Regions from separate parts of the Homo sapiens genome. Here region 1 is linked to region 2. The links are chromatin loops, found by intact Hi-C in ENCODE. Cell type or tissue: OCI-LY7. All regions are shown on one strand.

Region 1 (8,000 bases), 93 kb after region 2:
GGATGGGGAGGCCCAGATGAGACGTGGGTCTGAACTGACCATCATTTGCTTTCCCAACATGTCCAGTGGATGATGATGGCACTGTACTCCTGAGAAGGCTGAGTCTCACCTGCCCTCACTGAAGACTCTGCATGTGGCCCAAGAGCAGCCTTTGGCTGAGACCAACCCATGCCCACCCTACTTACTGATCTTCAGGACAGCCTCACTAGCCGTCACCTTCTCAGCTGGGAAGGTTTCTCTTCTGCAGCCCTCCCCGTGCATGGCCAGCATGCAGAAAGGGAAGGGAGGAAGTAAAGATTACATCAGATTTGTAAAAGCTAGCCATCCTTCCCTGAGGCCACAACCTTGTCACAAGCGGAGATGTTACCTGACATGGCCTAAGCATTCTGACTCCAGAGCTGGTGTGGTTAGCCTCCATACAACACTGCCTCTGTGGCTGCAAACTCAAGTGACTTTAGACATGCCACATGTTCTCACATGGTGGGGTAATCATCTAGGTTTTAAGGTCTGAAATGGGAATGATATATCCTTAGACATTTAGTCCCAGCATCTGCAAATTGATAGAGACATAGGCTAAGTTTCAGCTGTTTGGGGATGGGGTCAGGGATATAGTGGGCTTTCAGAAACACAGACAGTAAGAGAATTGGCAGAGTCCAGGTGGGGTGGGCTGGCTCTGGCATCTGAGGTCATGGGGTAGTCTTCTTCTGACAATATCTCCGTATGATTGGATCTGGGGCAACCTAGTAGATTTAAAACACCTGAGTTCTCAAAGGGCTTCCTGCTTGTGACAGGTGTGTCTATTTGCTTGATATATAGACTATCAGATCCATTTCAAATCTGTCCAGAAATTCTCTGTCTATCTACTTCAAAGGACAAAAACAAACCCATGCTAAATTATAGAGTCAATCAGTGGGTGGTTGGTATATCTGATTTTTTGAACTACCATGAAACACCTTGTTTATGTCATCCCTCTCAACCAAGAATACAGGTGCAAAACCAGAACAATGGCCTTTTTCCAAAGTCTATGCAATTTATTCATAAGTTAGCACCTCAGAGCCATTTATTACTACAGGTTGAGCATCCCAAATCTGAAAACCCCAAATCTGAAATACTCCAAAATCTAAAATTTCTGAGAGTAGACATGAAACTCAAAGGAAATAGGGGCATTTTGGATTTTGAATTTTTGGGTTTGAGGTGTTCAACTGACAAGTCTATAATGCAGATATCCTGAAATCTGAAACACTTCTGGTCCCAAGCATTTTAGTTAAGAGATAGTCAACCTGTATTCTATTTAATCTTAATTTACAAACAATTCTAACAAACATGGCTGTTTGATTTCCAACTCCATAGCAGACTCAGGAAGGAAGCTGAATGAAGAGATAAAAGTGTGTCCATTGGCAGAGGACTAAAGGAGATTTGAGCACCTGTCAGATGGGTACTGTACCAGAAGAAAGGAGCACTTTGAAAGCGTAGCTTATGGGGTAGGAAAGTATTTTATTTAGGAAAAAAAACCCTTCATTTATTCCAAATGATAAAATGTAAAATGGGTTTCCATAAAGTGCCAGATACATGAGATGTTGTTGATTTTATAAATGATGATCATGTATTTACAGCCTTTTACAGTTTTTTATATCCATTGACTTATTTGTGTCTTTGTCTTTAAAATCTGCCATTGCAAATAGCTGTTTTAATAAACCAATTTTGCCTTGGCCCCTGAAGGCAGTTTTGGAGATATTTTTGGGTGATGGGAGGGTGACACCATGATCCTACTCATGACATTTAGACTATAGTGTGCTGGCTGTGTTGGTGCAGATAGATCTATCTCCACATTGATTAAGCCTGAGAGCCCCTCTGGTGACTTCTCAGTGGGTGGTTTGAGTGGTCCTACATCACTCAGGTGCTAGCCTCACTCTCCTGAGTCTAGGTATCTGCACTGTGGCAACTCAAAGATGACCTGTCTTTGCTGACACCCTTCCTCCAGATTCTCTCCTATACCCCCAAAGCTGAGTACTGAAGACCAGGGGGCAGAGCAATCTCCCCACTCCCACCACGCTTCCCCATCTTCTGTCACTCCAGGGGAAGCAGGGGCGGGAAAATAGAGATCTGGGGCAGGAGAAACTGGGCAAGCACCAGGGTGAAGTCAGCTGAAGGGCTGAGAGTTGACCATCAGCAGTTCTGGAATATCGAAAGCAGAAAGTCTGCCATGAATAAGAAAAAGTGGAAAGTGCAGCCAAGGAGGAGTGAGAAATCACCTGCCAGTGCCAAGGAGGGTGAGGTCAAGGAATCCAGAGGTTGGGTTGTCAAGTCCAGCCCACGCAGGGAAAGCATATCAAAGTGAGGCCTGTTCCAGGCTGTCACAATCTCAGGAAAACAGGACTCTACCTGAACAAGAGGAGATGAAAATACCTACCATTTATTTATCCCTGGTCTTGTTTCTTCTTTCATGTTTTGTATAAAACTTCAGTTATCCAAAGAGAACCTTCTAGATTGCAGATGTGGCCTGGAGCAAGGCACTTCCTGGCTGACTGTAAATAGCACTGTTTTCCTGCCATTGCTGTATTGAGTTAGAGAAATGATTTTGGCTTCCAGGATTTTGAACCTGATGTTTCCCCAATGAAGTATATGTATTTAGATTTATAATGAAGGAAAGGAGGAAATGAGTGTTGTGGGTGATGAGTAGGTAAAAGCGGGCATCATGGAGAAGCAGGCTGTGTATCAAGCTCTCAGGATCTCTGCAAAGATGGTCCTTTGGGGTCACTGGTCTCAGGTCCTGGGTTACCATCTTTTCTCCAGTGTCCTGAGGACAGAGAGGCTACCAAATCCAACAGAAATGAAAGAGAAGAGAGGTGAGAAGATGCACTCTAGCTGTGTGACATTGGACCTCAGTTTATTCATTTGTAAAATGGAGCCCAAATGCCTCCATTCCTGGGTCATTGTGAAGATTAGATAATGCCAGCAGGCTGTAGGCACCCAATGAATGAAGCTCCAATTTTTCCCCTGAGGTAGAACAAGTAATTTCTACAGCTACTATTACTTATTTTTATTTTGGTTTTTAGAGGACATAGTGAAACACCCATGGTTTTATGCTCTATTTCTCTTTTCCTCATCTTCTTCCACATCCTCTTTCTGAATGTATCAAACTACTTCCTTGAAGTGGGGCACCAGGAGGGCCACTCCAGTCTCCAATGCAGGGACTCAGGGGCAGGGATCTCTGAGAAAGTGGCCATCTCGTTATTAAAGCTCTGTCCTCTGCTTCCCTCTCACCTCAGAAGCAGCCCGTTTATTCAACAGAGCTCCAGGTTGCCAGCTAGGGGTTTTCGGGACCATAGACCAAGCAACCCCGAGAGACTGAGTACTGACCTGCAGTTGTTCCAGAAACTCTGCTGGGAATTAGGTTGTGACCTAGAAGTGAACTGACACTAACAGTGAGAAGGCAGGGTAAGAATGCAGTCTAGAGCGCAACCTTTCTCCACTAGACTTGTAAGTAATTTAAGTGAATCCTGTCCCCCTGGGGTTCTATCCTGGCTGGCTCTGCTGGTGAACTTGACTGGCCAGCATAGGGCACTTGATGAGACCCTGGAATGCTGAGGCCAGTTGGGCAGCAAGCTTTCACCTCATCCTTCTGCCCATCTATCCAGCCATTCAAACATTCATTCGCCTGAAGACATTTATCAAGCTCCTGCAATGGGTCAGGCATCTGCTAGGCACTGGGGACACAGAGCTCACAGTCTCCTGGAGGGGGTGAGAGATGACTGACAGGTGGTCTGTGGTGCAGTGTGACCTGGGAATGCACACAGTACTGTGGAAACACGGGAGAGGCATCTAGCACAACCTGAGAGGGCCAGGGGAGGCTTCCTGGCAGGTTTCCCTTTAACCATCTTAAGGGAAAGAGGCACTAGGTAGGAAAATAAAGGGACAGTGGTGTCCCAGACAGAGGGCACTCTACATGGAAAAAAAAAAAAAAAAGAAGACACTAAAGCAAGGGATGAAATGGAGTGCTTGGAACACAGCAAGAGATTCAGAGAAGCCAGAACTTATCTCTGTTGCAAGAAAACCAAGGCTGCTGGGGCAGGCAAGGGCTGATCCCTGCAGGATCTGCCATGGAGTCTGGGTCCTTTCTTGAGAGGCTGAGCCATCATCCAAGAAGTCTAAGCCTGGTCATGAGATGCCCAATCCTTTCCTCTACACCAGAAAGGCTAGGAAGTTAACAGAGTACAGGGGGAGGGAGGTTCAATTCCCTACATTGGCCCTTAGTTCAGGGGACCTTGATCAAATAGCTTAACCTTTTTGAATCTCTACAGCTTCATCAGTCACATGGTGATGACAATATCGACCTCATAGGGCTCTAATGCAGGCTAGATGAAGTAACATATGTGAGCATTTATGGCATTTGGCAGTGCACTTAAAAACGGTGAACTCCACAGACTTCTTTGTGGGGAGGGCACCTTCCTTCCCACTTTTGTGGTATGTGCAGTGGCTTATGTCAACGCTAGGTGGTGCACGATCCCCACACCAGGACATCTTCCAGCTACAGGACCACAGATGACAGTTTCAGCACAAGCTCTTCTGGGAAACCCTGGCTAATGGAATACCTTGCCAGCCAGACTCAGCCCAAAAGGCCAGCTTCAGCCTCACATGGATTCACTTGTCTCTCCTTGTCTCTTTTTTCTGACTAGTGTTTAATTTATGTACTGTACTCTATTTTATATATTGCATTTGTTTCTGAAATTTCTTTCATTTACTTAAGTGCTCAGCTGAAGTGCATCTCCTTGAGGGATATAGCGGCACCCAGCCCATACATCCTGGCATCACAGCACCTGGTTTAGCACATAGCTCATGTTTAATATTTACCAATTTAATGAATGAATGACTTTAAAGTAATTCAGGTGAATCCTGTCATTTAAAAAGTCAGTCTCTACTCAAGTTGCTAACTGAAAATATCAATATATAAGGTTTGCCTAAAGAGACATGTGACTTCTCACTAAAGGGTCCCTCTCTGGTGGCCTAAAGTTTAGAGTCATTCTGATGCCAAATGGCAGGTCCTGACTGAAGAGGCAGTTCAAACCATCACAGATGCCCTCTGAACACGTTCTTCATATCCCGAAATTCAAGATACTAGGGCATCACTTTCTTTTACCCATTCAGAATTCCTTCTCCTGGGAGGATCAACCATTGGGTCAAGTTCCTGAACCTTTTGCTTTCAGGTCGCAAATCACAGAGTGAGTGGTGGGAGGTGGGTGGTCCTGGGCCAGACCCAGGCTCGGGAGAGGCCTGGTATTTAAGCCCCATGCTGGCTCCTGTCTTTATCTTCCATTTTAAGCCTGGGCTTGCATGGTTTCTCCCACTTGCAGAAGAAAATTATGCCAGAAGCCGCATAGCTCAAGACAGGTAGGGTGGGGTGTTGGAAAGGGCAGGCCTCACCTTGACGAGGGGTCTGGGTATTTTTGGTTCTTAAAAGCCATCCATGGAGGCTTCAACAAGTTCCCTAACTTCTGAATTCATCTATTTTAAAAAGCAATTGTGTGCTATTAGAGGGGGTTGGACTGTATAACTTCTAAATCTGCATCTGCCTGGAGATAGCAAATTTGCCAAGAGCACAGGCTGGCCTTTACAAAGGTGCCCGCCTAAGTCCAGCTGTGTCAGTTACCTTTGGCGAGTCGCCACTGTTTGACTCTGTGGTCCAGAGGCCCCTGTGAGGATCTCGTGCCACCACACACATAAGCTGATTGGCATCATGCCGGGCTTCAATGTGTGGTTCACTGTTACCCTTCACAGCCATGTTAACTGCACAGGAGAGTCCCACCTCCACTCTCCAATGGTCTGGGAGGACCTTTCTTCAATAGGGGAGAAGCCAAGTGGTTTCTGAACCAGAGAAAACCGGGCGCTACCATCCTCTGGTGCCTGAAATCCGAGCTTCAGCTCTGCTTGGAAACATCTATTTGAGGACTTTTGGACAAAGGAATCATTTCCCAGAAGGGATCTCTTGGCCAGATGAAATAATTAAAGTGATCCTTGTTTTTAGTTTGACTTCCACTAGCCTCACATGAAGTCTCACCTGAGGGGGAGCCTCACCAAGTGTGATGTTCCTGTCATCCAGCTATCGAGACCCCTTGGGTCATTGGCAGCAACAGCAAGAGGCAGCTCTGCAGAAGCTGTGCAGCCAGCAGCAGCAGCAGCACACACACAAGCAGCCCTGGTGGCCCAGGCTGCGGGACCCCAGGCCAGCCCCCTCCACTCCTTCACCCTTAGTATCACACACCGTTGGAGAAGTGGGCCCACGTCAGGCCCTGCGGAAGGCTGCCTGGTGCACAAACGCTTACTCCTCTTTCAAGTGGCTTTGGGTTCCTTGGTTGCAGCTTTGCTGGTTGACTCATACAGAACATTCTTTCCCTGGTCCTTGGCTTCCTTGACAAGGGAGGACTCAGAGATTGTTAGAGTGCCCTTAGCATGGGGTTTAATGCTGAGAGGACTATGGTGTTCTCAGGGTGCAGATGCTCTTCTGCTCAAACTGCTGCCCTTCTGCCTAAGCAGATAAGCTTCTGGAGGGACTGAGCTGCAAGGAAGCCTCCTGTGGACTCCCATTGTGGAATAAAGACCATGCAGTGAGGTCTGCAGGCATTGACTGGAATAGGCCCTGTGAGATTGCTGCTCAGGCCTGCTTATTGCTGCAGCTCCTTTCTCTGGGATGTATGTGTGTGTGTGTGTGAGCCTGTGTGTGTGTGTGTGTGTGTGTGTGTGTGTGTGTCTTATACCCAGGGTACCAGAAGTGATAGCTTCTTCAGATCAGACTGTACAAGGCTCAGGAGTCAGAAGAGTTGGGGGTCCTTAAGGGAGTGAAAATAACCCAGGGGTGGGCTGGTAAAACTGGAAATACACTTGACCAGGGGCGAGAGGACTGGGATGCACGTCCTCTCTGCCACCAAATGGATGTGTGCTTGTGGCCTGTGGAAAGTCATTTAACCTCTGAGCCTTAGTGTGCTCATCTTCTGAATTGGGATGTTAACTCCTGCCTCGTGGGACGGTGGCAAAGATGAAATAAGATTGTGAATGTGAAAGACCTTTGCAGACTGCAAAGTGGAGTTCAGAATTGGGGGTTACTATTCTAGTAAACAGACCTGGTGTAATGTGCACTGGCTGGGCTTGGAATGTTGGATTCTGATCTAGTAAATAAAAAAAAAAAAAACAAATCAGGAGGATAATTGAAACTAATAGTAGAAGCAAATGGCTTGTGAGCCATGTTAGGCATAGATAAAGGACGTGATGTGTATGTGTGTATGCACAGATAGGAAGGGATGAAGGAGCTGAGTGGGCACTGAATATTCATGACACACACTAAATATACATGAGGTACATGAAGCACCAAGTGTTCAGGTTACATCAACCACACGCGAGACCCATGAGGCACTCAATATTCAGTGAGCCACCCATTGGCAATGCCATGAGCCCCTAGAAATACAGATAAACACCCATGGCTTTCAGCAGATAAATTGATAAGCTACATCTGTGGCCAGTCGTACTTGTCCCATGTCTCTCTGATGGGATTGGGCCCCAGGCACCATCTGTCTTTTGTGCCCCTTGCTCAGACCTCAGCTCTGGTATTTGTAATCACACCATGAGCAGGAAGTGCTGGTGGAGTTCAGGACATGTAAGCATGGCATGACTCAGGGTGACATATGTTTTCCTTCTGTCCTCTCTTACAATGTTCTAAGTGTGTTGTCCCACCCTGTCCCTCTCCCCTTGCTTCTTGCTGTATGTTTTAAATTGACCTATCACCTATGTGATCTCAGCCCCTTTGGTCTCTGAGCCCATCTGTTTGGTCACCAGAACAGCTAGTTGGTAGTAGACATGGAGGATACCATTATTGCAAGGTCACTTCCCCCCATGACACTTGGGGCCAGAACCTGGGAGCTGGAGCTCAGGGCAGTAGAGCTGTTTACTTCCAATTGTCTGGCTTGGCTTCTGAGATGTGAGTGTTGTGTCTATAGGTGTGTGAGGGTGCA
Region 2 (8,000 bases):
CCACATAGAATAATGTATATAAAGTGCCTAACACAGCTCCTGGTACGCAGGAGGGGCTGGGTAAATGTGAGTCAAGTATGAACATCTAAACATCATAGGCCAGGTGGAAAGAACATCTAACAAAATCTATGAACTAAAACCACCTTGACTGGTTTTCAATAGACTACAGGACAATTTCCTCACTCTTATCAATTTTTTTCTCTTCTCTCTCCCGCTCTGGGATTCTTTAAAATGAAATACTGGCAGAGTTCAAAGCAAGGTTTGCCGAAGAAGACAGAGGCTTAGATTAGGAAAGAACAGAGCTCCTGGGCCAATGTCTCTAGAAGACGCTTCCTTTCTCACCTCTCCTCCCTGCAGCTGCCCGCCTGCCCTCAGATCTCCTAGCTCTTGAATGGATTTCTTATTAGGAAGCCAAAGCAGATAGGGGAAGCACAGAAAAAGAAGTGAATTGTCTACTAAATGAAAAGTCTTTTCCATTTGCTCAGAGCCCGGGTGTGGAAGCACTGGGGAATCTGGAGGTGGGTTGGCCATCTGTGCTGGCAAGTGAATTGCCTCAGGTCTGGTATCTGGGGAGTGGCCGAGGAGAGGGGAAGAGCGATAGAGACTTAGGCTTAGACTCTGGGGCCTGGGAGTGCTCTTGTCCTTCTAATCCCGAGAACTTGGAGGTGTGCCCAAACAAGTATCAGCTGCAAACATGGGCGTCATGGTCCTCTCTCACCTACAGAGCAATGTCAAGATATGCATATGTGTGTGTGCATGTTTGTGTGTGTGTGTGTGTGTGTGTGTGTGTGTGTAGTCACCGCTCCCATCTCCTCCTCTAACACTGCCCGTCTGAATGTCCCCCCACCCCATCACTCGGCAACTTTCCTCTTGGACGGGGGCAGGAGGTGGGCAGGCAGCTCGTTGGGCAGCTCGTGCCCCTCCAGCTTGACTTTGATGAGGTGGTTGGCCAGTGCAAACTCGTCGTCGTCCAGCATGCCATCCTTGTCAATGTCGGCCAGCTTCCAGATCTTGCCCAGCACACTGTTGGGCAGCTTGGAGCGCACCATCTCCTTCTTGGCATTAGCGCCTGTGATCTTGCCATCCACCGGTGACAGGGTGTAGAAGATCTCGTCGTACATGGGCTTGTCCCTGGCCACCACCCACTCAGCATCATCGATACCTTCTCCAGCCCCCTCCCCATAGCCATGCCCAAAGGGGCCGTGCAGGGTGCCCTCGAACGCTCCGCCCTTCACCATCTGGATGGGCCGCTGTGACTCCTCCTGGCGCACTAGCACCATGAGCTGGGCAATGTCATGGGCCAGCATGTCGTCCACTACCTCCAGCAGCTTGCTCTTCAGCGGCTGGAACTTGCTAAAGTCCTGGGCCTGCAGCTGGTCCTGGGAAGAGGAGGAGAGAGGATGAAGATAGGATACGATGAAAGGAGAGCCCTCCATTTATCACGTGCCTCCTATGAGCACCAGAATGTTCACAGCTGATCCCTTTCTACAATGAAAGACCTGTGACCTAGAGGCTCAGCTGATGGACATCACGTGGTAATCGAAGGTATGAGAGAGGAGGGGAATAAAGGCCCACTGGGCTGATGATGGGATTTTTCAGTAGGGGGTAGAAGGGTTGTAGGGGCTGGGGAAGAAAGGGAAATTTAACAAGTATTGGCATGATCTATTTATTTCAATCCCCTTCAATGTCATTCCAGAGAGGAAATCATTACATTTCTCTTTAAGTCAGTTTTGGCTATTGAATCATGTCTCTTGAATGCTGTACCTCTGAGACTGGGTCATGTGGGCCTCTACTTTAATAAGGGTTATACTGTACTTGAAAATCACCGCAAGTGCCTTCACTACATTACCTCGTTCACTCCCCCAGCGCCCTTCTGAGGTAGGAAAATCACATTCTATCCCCACTTAGTGAAAACAAAAACAAAAACCAAACAGGGCACAGGGTACTAAAACCAAATCATAACAGAAGCCAAAGGTCATCCCCAAATTATGGTTCTTAATCAGGATGCTCATCGGAGTCACCTGAGGAGAGTTTTCAAAATACAGTCATGTGCTGCATTACAATGTTTCAGTCAATGAGGGACCACACGTATGACGAGGGTCCCAGAAGACAATAAGGGAGCTGGGAAATTCCTGTTGCCTGGTGACATTGTAGCTACTGTACACAACACAACGCATTATGTGTTTGTGGTGATGCTGGTGTAAACAAACCTACTGTGCTGCCAGTGGTATAAAAATCTAGCACACACATTTCCATAGAGTACATAATACCGGATAATGATAACGGCTATGTTACTGGTTTATGTAAATATTTACTATACTGTACTTTTTATTGTTATTTTAGGGTGTATTCTTTCTACTTATTTAAAAAAAATGTTAACAGTAAAACAACCTCAGGCAGGCCCTTCAGGAGGAATTCCAGAAGAAGGCATTGTTATTACAGGAGATGACACCTCCATGTGTATTACTATCTCTCAAGACCTTCCAGTGGGACAAGATGTGGAGGTGAAGACAGCGAAACTGATGATGCTGACCCTGTGTAGGCCTAGACTAGCATGGGTGTTTGCATCTTAGTTTTTAGCACACACAAAAATAAAAAAGTAAAAAATAAATTTTTTTAAATAGAAAAAACTTATAGAATAAGGATATAAAGAAAATATTTGTGTATAGATATACAATGTACATTTTAAGCTAATTGTTACAACAAGAGTCAAAAACTTTGTAGGCTAGGCGCGGTGGCTCATGCCTGTAATCCCAGCACTTTGGGAGGCTGAGGCAGGCGGATCACGAGGTCAAGAGATCGAGACCATCCTGGCCAACATGGTGAAAACCCCGTCTCTACTAAAATTACAAAAAAAATTTAGCTGGGCATGGTGGCACATGCCTGTGGTCCCAGCTACTCGGGAGGCTGAGGAGAATCGCTTGAACCCAGAGTTGGAGGTTGCAGTGAGCCGAGATCGCGCCACTGCACTCTAGCCTAGCAACAGAGTGAGACTCTGTATCAAAAAAAAAAAAAAAAAAAAGTCTGTAAAGTAGAAATGTTAATTTATTATTGAAGAAAGAAAATGTTTCTAAAAATAAATATAGTGTAGCCTAAGTGTACAGTGTTTCTAAAGAAGTCTACAGCAGTGTACAGTGATGTCCTAGGCCTTCACACTCACTCACCACTCACTCACTGGCCCACCCAAAGCAACTTCCAGTTCTGCAAGCTCCATTCATGGTAAGTGCCCTGTACAAGTATACCACTGTTTATCTTTCATACTGTATTTTTACTGTACCATTTCTATGTTTAGATACACAAATACATGGTGTTACAATTGCCTACAGCCTTCAGTACAGTCACATGCTAGGTCTGTGGCCTAGAAGCAATAGGTCATCATACCATATAGTCCAGGTGTGTGGTAGGCCCTACCATGCAGGTTTGTGTATATACATTCTATGGTGTTCACACACAATGACAAAATCACCTAACAATGCATTACTGAGGATGTGTCCCTGTCATTAGCAAGGCATGACTGTCCCCGAGGGTTTGACACAGCAGGCACAGGCAGGCAGGTGGGCATGCCGATTTTGAAAGAGCTCCTCTTGCCTTCACATGACAACCCACACCACACCATAAAAGAAATATCTTCCACTTTGCAGGTCTCTGCAATTTTGAAAGTTTTCGAGTCTAGAACACCAACTTCTCCATGGCCTGTAGAGGGTGATAGGGTGACAGCTTTCTGCTCCTACCCTGGCTCTGGCCACCTAACTCTCCAGAAGCTGGGAAGAGGCCAGTACACAGGGTGAAGCACAGCTAGTCTGCTGCAGAAAAATGCAAAAAACACCCACAGCTTTCTAGGGCAAGTGTTAGCCTGGGTACTTCTCACCTCCTTCCTAGGGTGAGGCTGAGCCAGGAAGGCCTTAGGGCTGAAGGACTCCTGGAGGAGGAGCAGACAGGGCCCTATCTCCCACCCCTCAGAGCATCACGTCCCAAGGTCCTCCCACCTCTCATTCCTCCTGTCCCTCCCAGCCTGCTCACATCTAGGTATGTTTGGTGGGCTCCCATGCAGGGGTCCCAGTATCAACTAGGGGGCATGGTGGGTGCTCCCATTACCCTACGATGGACACCCACACAGGACAGCTGTTTACATTGTGGATTCAGCATATTGAACTGCAGAACAGAATATTGAACTGGCAAACAAATGAGGTGAGAATCTTTGTTTTGAAAGAATTCCTCACATTAAAACTGGGGTCTTAGGGTCCCTTTCAAATGTTATCTTCCCAAATGTTTGCTTACAAATCATTAAATTCTTAACAAAAGCAGAAGCGAAGAGCTGAAGTGCTCCAAGTCAAGGACCGGGAAACCCGCAAAACAAAAGCAATGCTGGTTAGTGAATGGCTCGTGGTAGGTGGTTATATGAGTGAATGGACACATGAACAAATTCCAAATACTTGGAATGTATATTTTTTTCTTTTTCTTCTGCCGGATAGGAAACTAAAAATGCCTATTGAGGACTATAGTGATGTTATGAAAAACCTAGATTTAAACTGAGAAACTGATTCCCAAGCTAAAGATCAAAACAAGAGCAACAGCATCTATTAAGTGCTTCTGTGGCTGCTATTTTTTGATTTTTCTAATTCCCTAATTTTTTTATTTTTTGAGATGGAGTCTTTCTCTGTTGCCCAGGCTAAAGTGCAGTGGCACAATCTTGGCTCACTGCAACCTCTGACTCCTGGGTTCAAGTGATTCTCATGCCTCAGCCTCCCGAGTAGCTGGGATTACAGGTGCTTGCCACCATGCCCAGTTAATTTTTTTGTAGTTTTATTACAAGTTTTGCCATGTTGGCCAGGCTGGTCTCGAACTCCTGGCCTCAGGTGATCTGCCCGCCTCGGCTTCCCAAACTGCTGGGATTACAGGCGTGAGCCACTGTGCCTGGCCTCTAATTTCCTAATTCTAGAATCATAAGAAGTTGCAAACATTGTACAGTGGGTGGGTGCTTTGTGCTCAGCACCCACCTCCCTCTGCCCACCTAATGATTTGCTACTGTGTACTAAGGGCATAGTCTGTCTGGCTTTGTGCTAAGGGCTTTGCAAAGATTATCTCACTGATGCTCACAACACCTGTATAAGGCGTGATTTTGTAGCTTCAGTTTACAGATGAGGAAATGGAGGCTCAGAGGATCCAGTCAATGTTGTGGTTTCCTGCTTGGACCTTTGGGCCCAGCTCCTGGCTCTTCTTCTTGTGGCCTATGTGAATGCTACACTCAGAAAATGCTGAGACCTCTGTTTCTTCTGTAAAAAGGCAGATGAAAAATGCCTCCCTCTGATGAGTGCTTTGGGGAAAACCGTAAGAAACCATGTGTGATGGCCACTGGCCCAAGATAGGCACCTGCAATAGGACCCAAAGATGACGAGTTCCCGTGTGCACTTCTGCCTCCCCGAAGCTCGTGTCCCAGATTGCTCACAAGGGGGACCTCAGATGTAAACTCGAGCACTTTAAGAGCCTGGAGAACCTTGGTCAGGTGACCCATCCCACTGCACCAGAGATGGTGGGGACGTCAAGCCTGTGGTGGCTGTGACTAGAGAAGGTCATTAACTGGAGGTGTCAGCCCCCCAGCATCATCTAACACACCTGCACCACTGGGGCGGTGGGCTCCGTGTTTCTCCCCAGGCCCAGACATGGCCCCTGTTGGGCCAGTGATGGCCCAGCTAGGAGTGTAGATCCAGGGCCACCTCCTTGCCTGCAGATTCTGGGCGGGGTTCTCCCTGGGGGGCTCCAAGAGTGGCCTCCTCCATACTCAGGCTGCTCAGCCAGCTCTCGGGACACTGTCCCTTGTCTTAGAGACCCCAGCCCTCGCTACCTGCATCCTCTTCAGATTGGGGAAGTCCCCAGGTGAGATCTGGTGCTCCCGCTCGATCCGGCCATAGATCTCGGCCAGGTTGTTGACCAGCTCCTTCTTCTTGTTGTCCTTCCCGAACACCGAGGGCATCTCCTTCTTCAGAGAGCTGATGATGTAGGCGTGGACCTGACAAACAGGGCCAGAGAGAAGCCTTCACATCAAGACCCTGGACGGTCCCTTCCTTCTAGGATGGCTCTTGCATCATTCCTTCCCCTACATCCCTCCCGCCTCCTCCTGCTCCTACTTTTGAAATAATTTCTACCTCTACCCTCATGGCTCCATGTTGCTTGCAGGGCTGGGCTGTTTTTCTATGTTATGTGGGCAAGGTGAGGTTGTGGGGAGCTATGGTCAAGGCAGGGTGAGGTGGTCATGTTGCTGCTGCTGAAGGCAATACCAGCAGCTGACAGTTGCTGAGCATCTCTGAAGGTGCCAGACACTGTGATGAGGGCTTTGAGACTCTTTATTTCACTTTATCCTCCAACAACCCCTTCATTTTACAGATGCAAACAGAGGCACAGAGAGACTAAAGGCCTTGCCAAGGCTGGGAATCCCACAGACAGTAAACAATGGAGTCAGTTCCAATCTGGCCATCTGACCTGAGAGCTTGTAACCATGGCTCCCGCACTGTCCTGCCCCTTGGTGTCACACACATGATGCACTGGCTGTTGGAGGCAGCAACCCTCAGCTCGTGCAGCTGACCCCAAACTCTGGGCCCCTGCCCAAGCTGCCCACCTCCCAGGGGGCTGCCTCACCTTGGCCAGCCTGGCCCTTTTGATGAGGTCGTTGAGCTTGCGCAGGGCAGCATTTCGGGGCAGACTCTGGATGTCCCTGAATAGGTCCTGTTCCTCAGCCTCAAAGAGCTTCCGGTTGTCAGGGATGAGGAGGGGGTGGGACCAGAAGGAGCCGATGTAGACCCGGATCACCTCTGGGGTGTTCACGATCTTCCCCAAGGACCACATGAGGGCCCCGTACACCCGCATCAGCTGCTGCGTCTCGATCTGGTCAGCTTTGTTCAGCACCACTCGCATCTTGTCCTCGTGGTTCTTGAGGGCTTTGATGACTTCTGAGAACTCATCAGAGATGTCCAGTTTGTGGGCATCGAAGAGCAGAATGATGCGGTCAACCCGCTCGGCAAACCACTCAAGGACAGCTGCAAAGTCATACCCTGCCGGCAGAGGGACAATCAGGGGCTGGGGCCTTTGGGGTATAGGGTAGGGGTTTGGAGAAGCAGTCGGGTGTGGTAGAAATAACACAGTCTTGGGAGTCAGATCTAAGTTTAAATCCTGGCTCCTCCACATTTTAACTGTTTGGACTCCAGCAAATTACTCAATGTCTCATAGAATTTTTTTCGTCTAAAAATACTGTTAAATACTAAAATAATATGAATACCTAGTTAATAGAACTATGAAGATTAAATACTCTTAGAATCCGGCACTTAGTAGGTGCTCAGTAAATGCTAGTTACTTTTTTTTTTGAGACGGAGTCTTGCTCTCTCACCCAGGCTGGAGTGTAGTGGCACTGCCTCTGCTCACTGCAACCTCTGCCTCCTGGGGTCAAGTGATTTTCCTGCCTCAGCCTCCCGAGTAGCTGGGATTACAGGCATGCGCCACCATGCCCGTCTAATTTTTGTGTTTTTAGTAGAGACAGGTTTAACCATGTTAGCCAGGCTGAGTCTTGAACTCCTGACCTCAGGTGATGCGCCTGCCTTGGCCTCCCAAAGTGCTGGGATTATAGGTGTGAGCCACCGCCCCCAGCCAGCCACTGCGCCTGGCCTAGTAACTCTTATTAACGTCATTATTTCCATACCAGCTCCCCTATCCGTGCTTACTGTATTTAGCAGCCCGCTGGAAAAGAAAGTCTGGACACCTAATCTGACACAAAGACCCAGAAATTCTTTCTAAGGTCTGAAAACAATGAAACACTAAAAAGTAGATACTGATGATGGTTCAGACCATGCCTGTCACTGGTCTGGAAGAAATCTGCAATTCTTGTTATAAAAACATCTTGTTCTCACTCAGGCTCTTTCCTTTGTAATCAGCTGCAGCACAAAATTCCCAACTCTTGAAACCACAAGGGGTTTCTTCCTTAGGATGTGACTGGAACTCTGGCCACCCGCATC

What was found. Hi-C counts contacts between places; a loop is a spot of excess contacts. Peaks named below come from ENCODE experiments on the same cell type or tissue, not always from the same donor. Only the 100,000 strongest peaks of a DNase experiment are listed, where the experiment ranks them.
Region 1: a loop joins it to region 2, with 6 times the contacts of the local background. A loop is called at or near these places in 3 of 110 quality-filtered maps.

The regions. Positions count from the first base shown.
Region 1 is chr2:31,166,774-31,174,773 of GRCh38, reverse strand. It overlaps CAPN14 (calpain 14), which reads left to right. Exons shown (of 22, transcript NM_001145122.2): 22 at 67-1,718. The coding sequence ends at 93. Among named protein-coding and RNA genes, the nearest start is that of GALNT14, 32 kb to the right of the region's middle. In OCI-LY7, CTCF peaks have their summits at 4,264 and 4,491; a DNase peak (open chromatin) is centred at 4,503.
Region 2 is chr2:31,259,556-31,267,555 of GRCh38, reverse strand. EHD3 (EH domain containing 3) reads right to left here. Exons shown (of 6, transcript NM_014600.3): 4 at 6,634-7,046; 5 at 5,843-6,007; 6 at 1-1,379. The coding sequence ends at 852. It overlaps LOC124905983 (a long non-coding RNA gene), which reads left to right and starts at 1,616. Exons shown (of 4, transcript XR_007086270.1): 1 at 1,616-4,188. In OCI-LY7, CTCF peaks have their summits at 3,507 and 3,706 (motif pointing right); a DNase peak (open chromatin) is centred at 3,695.